Regions from separate parts of the Homo sapiens genome. Here region 2 is linked to region 1. Evidence: chromatin contacts called from ENCODE Hi-C or POLR2A ChIA-PET data. All regions are on one chromosome and are shown on one strand. The core of a region is the stretch at or near the end of the contact, and the rest is flanking DNA. Distances in the headings are between cores, read along the strand shown. Region 1 overlaps LOC105373611 (a long non-coding RNA gene). Region 2 has its middle 410 kb from the start of HS6ST1.

Region 1 (2,700 bases), core at 89-2,588:
ATGAGGGAGACGAGGCTGCAGTGAGCCAAGATCTCACCACTGCACTCCAGCCTGGCAACAGAGCAAGACTCCATCTCACAAAAAAGAAAAAGAAAAAGTTATAACCTCTGGGTGTCAAATGTGCTTAGAAGGCCCCTGGGACTCAGGGTATGTTTGAAAGGTGGAACCAGCAGGTGAAAACTGACTACAAGTGTGAGGACGGGGTATGTTGGGGTGCCTGGGCTGGCACCGGCTGTGGGAGGAGCAGACGTGGCTGGGCATGGGCAGGGAGCAGGAGTCAGGTGTTCAGGAATGTTCCATTTGTGATACCTGCTGGACATCCCTGCTGAGCTCTCAAGTGGACAGTCAGGTAACCAGGCCGAGGGCCCAGGGAGAGGTCGAGGCTGAAGGGCAGAACCTGGGAAGCATCGATAATTACGTGGACTGGAATACAAGGAGACTGACTGCCTGGCGGCACCTCAAACAAATAACAAAATCACAGGCACAGCTCTTCAACGCGGCCACAGGCATCGGAGAAGCAGCTCCCCCGGGACTGGGCAGCAGTGGGTCCCTAGCTGGTCTGAGGGCCCAGCAAGGTGAGACTGACGTGAGCCAGCCAAGCAGGGGTGGAGGTGGGAGACACAGGGGGTGTCTTGAGAGCACAGTAAGCAGTGCCGTGTCTGATGTGGGATTTTACCATCAGGCCTCAGGAGAAGATTGAAGAGTTCTAAGTAGGAAAGTGACGTGATCCGATTTGAGTTTTGAAAAGATCACATAAACCCTGCTTTGTGGAGAGGGGATTAGAGAAGCAAAGTAATCTATTCAGGTGAGAAATGACACATGGGGACCAGGGCAATGTCAGCAGAGATGGAAAAAGCTGGTAGAGCCGAGAAACCAGAGGCAGGTGACCCACACAGGAGATGAGTATGGAAGGAGGGGACTGGGCTGAGAAGAAATCCTGGGTGTGGGGTGCCCTGTGCTGAGACAGGGAAGGCAAGGGAAGGGAAGGGCACCATTTAGTTTAGACATAACTCACCCCAAGAGGAAGTGGGGCCCAGTCCCACTCTGCAGGGCTCCTTGCTAGAGGAAATGAAACTCGGTCATTCATTCAACAACGGGGAACTTAGAACTCACTGGCAGTGGGCACTTGGCCAGGTCCTGGGTCCGATCCATAATAGTGAGCAAAACAAAGTCCCTGCACTTAAGGGAGCTTACATCTCATGGGGGACCCAGGCAATAAGTAGGGAGACGTGGACAGATTGGGGGTACATGTGAAAGCAGAACCAGTGGGACTTGCTGATGAGCTGGATGCAGAGAGTGAGGGAATAAGAGGAAGCAGGACAATTTCTAAGATTCATCATTGAGAAACTGGGTGGACAGAGGTGGCTCACACAGACTTGAGAAAGACTGGGAGAGAACAGATTTCAAGGGAAAAATTAGTGATTAAGTTTGGGGCACGTCAAGTTTGAGAGATTTCTTGGACATCCAAGTCATGGGATCAGGTAGTACCTGAGCTCCTTGGAGGGCCTGGCACACACAGGCCACAGTGCTGGAGGTCACGTGATGGATGGGCTGGCCGGGGAGATAAGACGAGGGCCCACAGAGTTCGGGAACCTTGGGAAGATGGAACAAGTCTCACCGAGTCTGAGAAGGAAGGGGTAAGCCACACAGAATGGGGTCACAAAGGCCTTAGGAAGGCTACGTGTGTCGTCACCCAGGGTGATGCTGCTGAGGGAGTGGGGAGTGTGGATTTGACAATGTGAGGGTTCAAGGCCAGGGTCATCGGTAGAATGGCTTGGGAGGAAGGCCATGGAGCAGGATGCAAGACAAAGAAGTGGTGAGGAATTAGAGACCACGCCAAAAGCAGCTCTCGTAATGTGACTTACACAAGGGATGATCATAAAACCAATAGAGAGGCATTTTCATTTTCACAATTCAACTTTCAGTCCATGCCAGATGTTGCTGCTTAGAAAGAGGATACCCAAGAGAGGAGCCCAGTGCAGGGCAGGGATGTTGAGTGTGGCCTCAGGACCCATCTTTCTTCAGGGCTGGGGCTTCTTTTGGGGTCGCCCTTGGCTAAACACCAGCGTGATTGGAAACTTGGAAACCCAGGGCATCTTCACACCCAGTGAGGGCCTGCCAGCCCTGAGTGTGGCTCCACTGCCCCTCCCTGAGCTGGGCTCTGCTCACAGCTCACTGGCTCTCACCCAGCTATTTGTGCATCCATTTGTTTAAAAATTCTTGCTGAATCCAAGGATTCAGGCCTGAATTAGACCTCATTCTTGCCCAGGAGGACAGATAAGGAGGCAAAGAAGAACATGATAAGCTTTGGGGTGGCGGGGGCATGAGGCTGCAGCGACAGGGGAGAGCCTGTGCCAGTCCTGTCTGGAGCAGATGGGCTGGGAGCTCCTCAGGGGGAGGCGACTCAAGTGCCAGCCCTTAACAGCCAAAGGCAGTCATCCCAGTAAAGAGGGCAGTGGATCCCAGGGCTTAGCAGGTGGCAGAGGAGAAATGCCTTGGTTGGGGGCCAAGCTGGCCCTGGGTCTGGATTACGCATTTTTCACTTTTCCATGTGTTTCTCTCAGTAGTCCTGGGAGGTTAAGAGAACCTGAATTATTCACTGTGATTAGCAAATGATTAAACCGAGGCCCAGGGCCGGCCTCACCACCATCTCAGGCAGAGGCACAGGATTGGGAGCCATGCTTACAAGTGCTTACCAGC
Region 2 (2,700 bases), core at 158-2,657, 210 kb before region 1:
ACATACATGCCTAATTTATATTTTTCTTACAAATGCTACAGTAATTCTAATTTGCTTTCTCTCTCCTGAAAACGGAATCAGTATGCTTTCACTATCTTTTAAATGTACCCCCTTTCATTCCCCAATTAGTCTTGTTTAGTATTTATGTGTTGTACTTAAAGCCATGAAAAAAAATCATTATTTCCCATCAATCTTATTTGGATTTACATACATACTTCTTTGATCACTGAATACTGCTCCTTGCATTCTCATACTTCTTTCCACATTCAATGATCTTCTTGCTGAAGCACATCCTTAAATACTTCTTTCAGAAAAGATCTATGTGTGGCAAATTATCAGTCTTTGTATGTATGGAAATCTTTCCCTAGATGACAGTTTACTTGGATATAGCATTATTGTTAACAATTATTTCCCTTTGCGTCTTAAACATTTTATTCTGTTGTCTTCTGGAGACTTTTGTGTCTGATAGAGTAGGTGCCACTCTGAAACTTTTCCATTGTGTTTAATGTCTTTCTTTTATCATAGCTTTAAAAATTTTGACTTTTTATTTTATGTTCTAAAGTTGCATGATGATGCTTCTAGATAAGTTTATTTTTAATTTTTCTATTTAATATTTGATGTACTCCTTTAATATCAAGACTTGTGTCTAACTTCTTCAAATACTGTCACATTCTCAATCTCACTAATTATTGCTTCAAGAATTTCTATTAGATATGTATTTGAGATTCTGATTTTAGCCTCTGCACCTCTCAAATTATCTTTCTCTTATTTGTTCCATAAAGAATTTTGATAGATTAACTCTTTCTTCCTATTCACTAATTTTATCTTCAGTTGTCAGTTGTATTTGGACTATTGTATTATTTATCTATTAAAGACATTGTTTTCCTTTAATTTCAATGACTATTTAGTTTCTTGAATTATTTGGTCCTTTTGCATAGTGGCTTTCTCTAGTACCTGTAGATTCTCTCCTTTTTTTTTTTTTTTTGTCTCATTTATCATTTAAATACACTTACTCTATGGCTGCTAGTTCCACAGGAGTAAATATTCCCATTTCTTCCATCTGCTGATTCTCTTTCATAGTGTTAGGTTTCCCCATTTACTCTGAGATTTTGTCTGTGAGCTCATCTTCAACAAGACTTACCTTCTGTAACAATCCAGGATGTGCCGTGAGCTGTGGGTATGTCCTTGTAGGGGACTTAACATTGCATCTGCCAGAGCCCTAAAATGTGTGAAAGTTGTCAGAATCAAAGTGGAGTCACTCTTTCAAACCATAGCAAAATAGAGCCAGGGAAGGCCATGAAGGGAGGACTCTCACTCATAATTTATCTGATGATAGGATCCACCTCAAAAATTGTTTCCAAACCACAGCTTACTACATGAGTCACACAAGAAAAGCTAGCAGCACAAGAACAGCTAGCCACTTCTAGAGGCACGCTGGCCTGTTTTGCAACTCTCACAAGGTCAGTCCAAAAATACAAAGGCCTAACCGTAACTCCAAGATGCTGAGTCCCACCTAGCAGCTACTGATACTTGACAATGAACTTTCAAAACAACTTGCATCACCTCTTCTCTCCCCAGTAAAACCTTAATTTTCCTTTGTTCTCCAGACATGCCAGAGACCATCCCAGTCTATGCATATGTCTGAGATCTCAATCCTATTTCTTTGTTCATTCCCAAATAAATCCCTTTTGCTTGGAGTTCTGTCTCCATATATTCTTATTTCAAATTGGACAAGTGCCATGAGGCCAAATTCTACAATAATTATCATTTTTTGTTTGTTTATTTTGACACTATGGCATAGGCAGTGTGACTTGGAGCCCCACATCTTTTTGTGACAGAGGCTGGGGTTTCAGTTTTACATGGGAAACTCCCCCTGCCACAGTCTGCAGGGGCAAGCTCCTTCCTGTGCCCCAGCCCTGGCCTACACAGTCCTTCTCCACCCAAGCTTTCACATGGAGCCCTCGATGTCCATCTTTACACAGAACAAAATCCCTGCCATAAGGAGTGGATCCAGCCCCTGAGGGCTCTGCAGCTTCAACGCTGGCTCTCTGTCATGGCTTTGCATTCCTTCTTTGTTGATTGCTTCTAGTTATTTCTCTTTCTTACATTGAAACTGGGCTTTTTTCTTAATTGCTTCATTGCATCTATCATGGATAAATGAGCTCAGACTTCTAGTCAAGGTAGTAAGCTGACATGTCCACTAAAACGTCTAACAGACATCTCAGTTTCTCCCCCAGCCACAACCTGGTTCTGTCAGTCTTTCTTGTTATAGCAAATAACACCAATGACCAGCCAGTTGCTTGGAGCAACAGGCAATGATAAGTATTCAGCTCTATTTGGTTTAATACCTTGACCAGAAGTCTGAGCTCCACACATGTCAGTGGTCACAGACTGGTCATTCAGAAAAAGAAACAAGCTGAATCTGGCACCCCTTAACCTCAAGAAACTCCTGTCGGTTCCTACTACGTTATCACAGCCATTTATTTAATTTCACTAGAAACCACCCAACTCTCGGATCTCTAATTTCTAAAATATATTTTACCTTCTTAAAGATTTGTGCAATATGAATCCTCTTGACATTTTCTGGACTCTCCATCACTCCAAGCTTTATCATAGGTTAGCAATGGGCTTCATGATCCTTTTGATGTTTATATGCTGGGCCACGATCTGCCCTGTGCTCAGCCCTGCTAATGCTTTCTT

Evidence for each region. A loop is a pair of places that touch in the nucleus more often than their neighbours do. ChIA-PET counts read pairs that join two places held with the same protein, here RNA polymerase II (POLR2A). Pooled maps may share reads with other maps.
Region 2: a map of CD14-positive monocyte shows a loop between it and region 1 (3-fold over the local background). The contact joins two enhancer-like sites. A Hi-C loop is called at or near these places in 1 of 168 maps with a recorded cell type or tissue (CD14-positive monocyte), 4 of 37 single-sample maps with no recorded cell type and 7 of 50 pooled maps. POLR2A ChIA-PET finds 5 or more read pairs at or near these places in 1 of 52 experiments (OCI-LY7).

What each region holds. Positions count from the first base shown.
Region 1 is chr2:128,512,454-128,515,153 of GRCh38, reverse strand. All of the region lies in intron 1 of LOC105373611 (a long non-coding RNA gene), which reads right to left. Among named protein-coding and RNA genes, the nearest start is that of HS6ST1, 190 kb to the right of the region's middle. Within about 2 kb of position 1,338, at least 3 of the 41 ENCODE cell types and tissues checked have a DNase peak (open chromatin) inside an H3K27ac peak, as active enhancers do; they include CD14-positive monocyte, where a contact is called at or near this core.
Region 2 is chr2:128,726,794-128,729,493 of GRCh38, reverse strand. No RefSeq gene overlaps it. Among named protein-coding and RNA genes, the nearest start is that of HS6ST1, 410 kb to the right of the region's middle. Within about 2 kb of position 1,407, at least 3 of the 41 ENCODE cell types and tissues checked have a DNase peak (open chromatin) inside an H3K27ac peak, as active enhancers do; they include CD14-positive monocyte, where a contact is called at or near this core.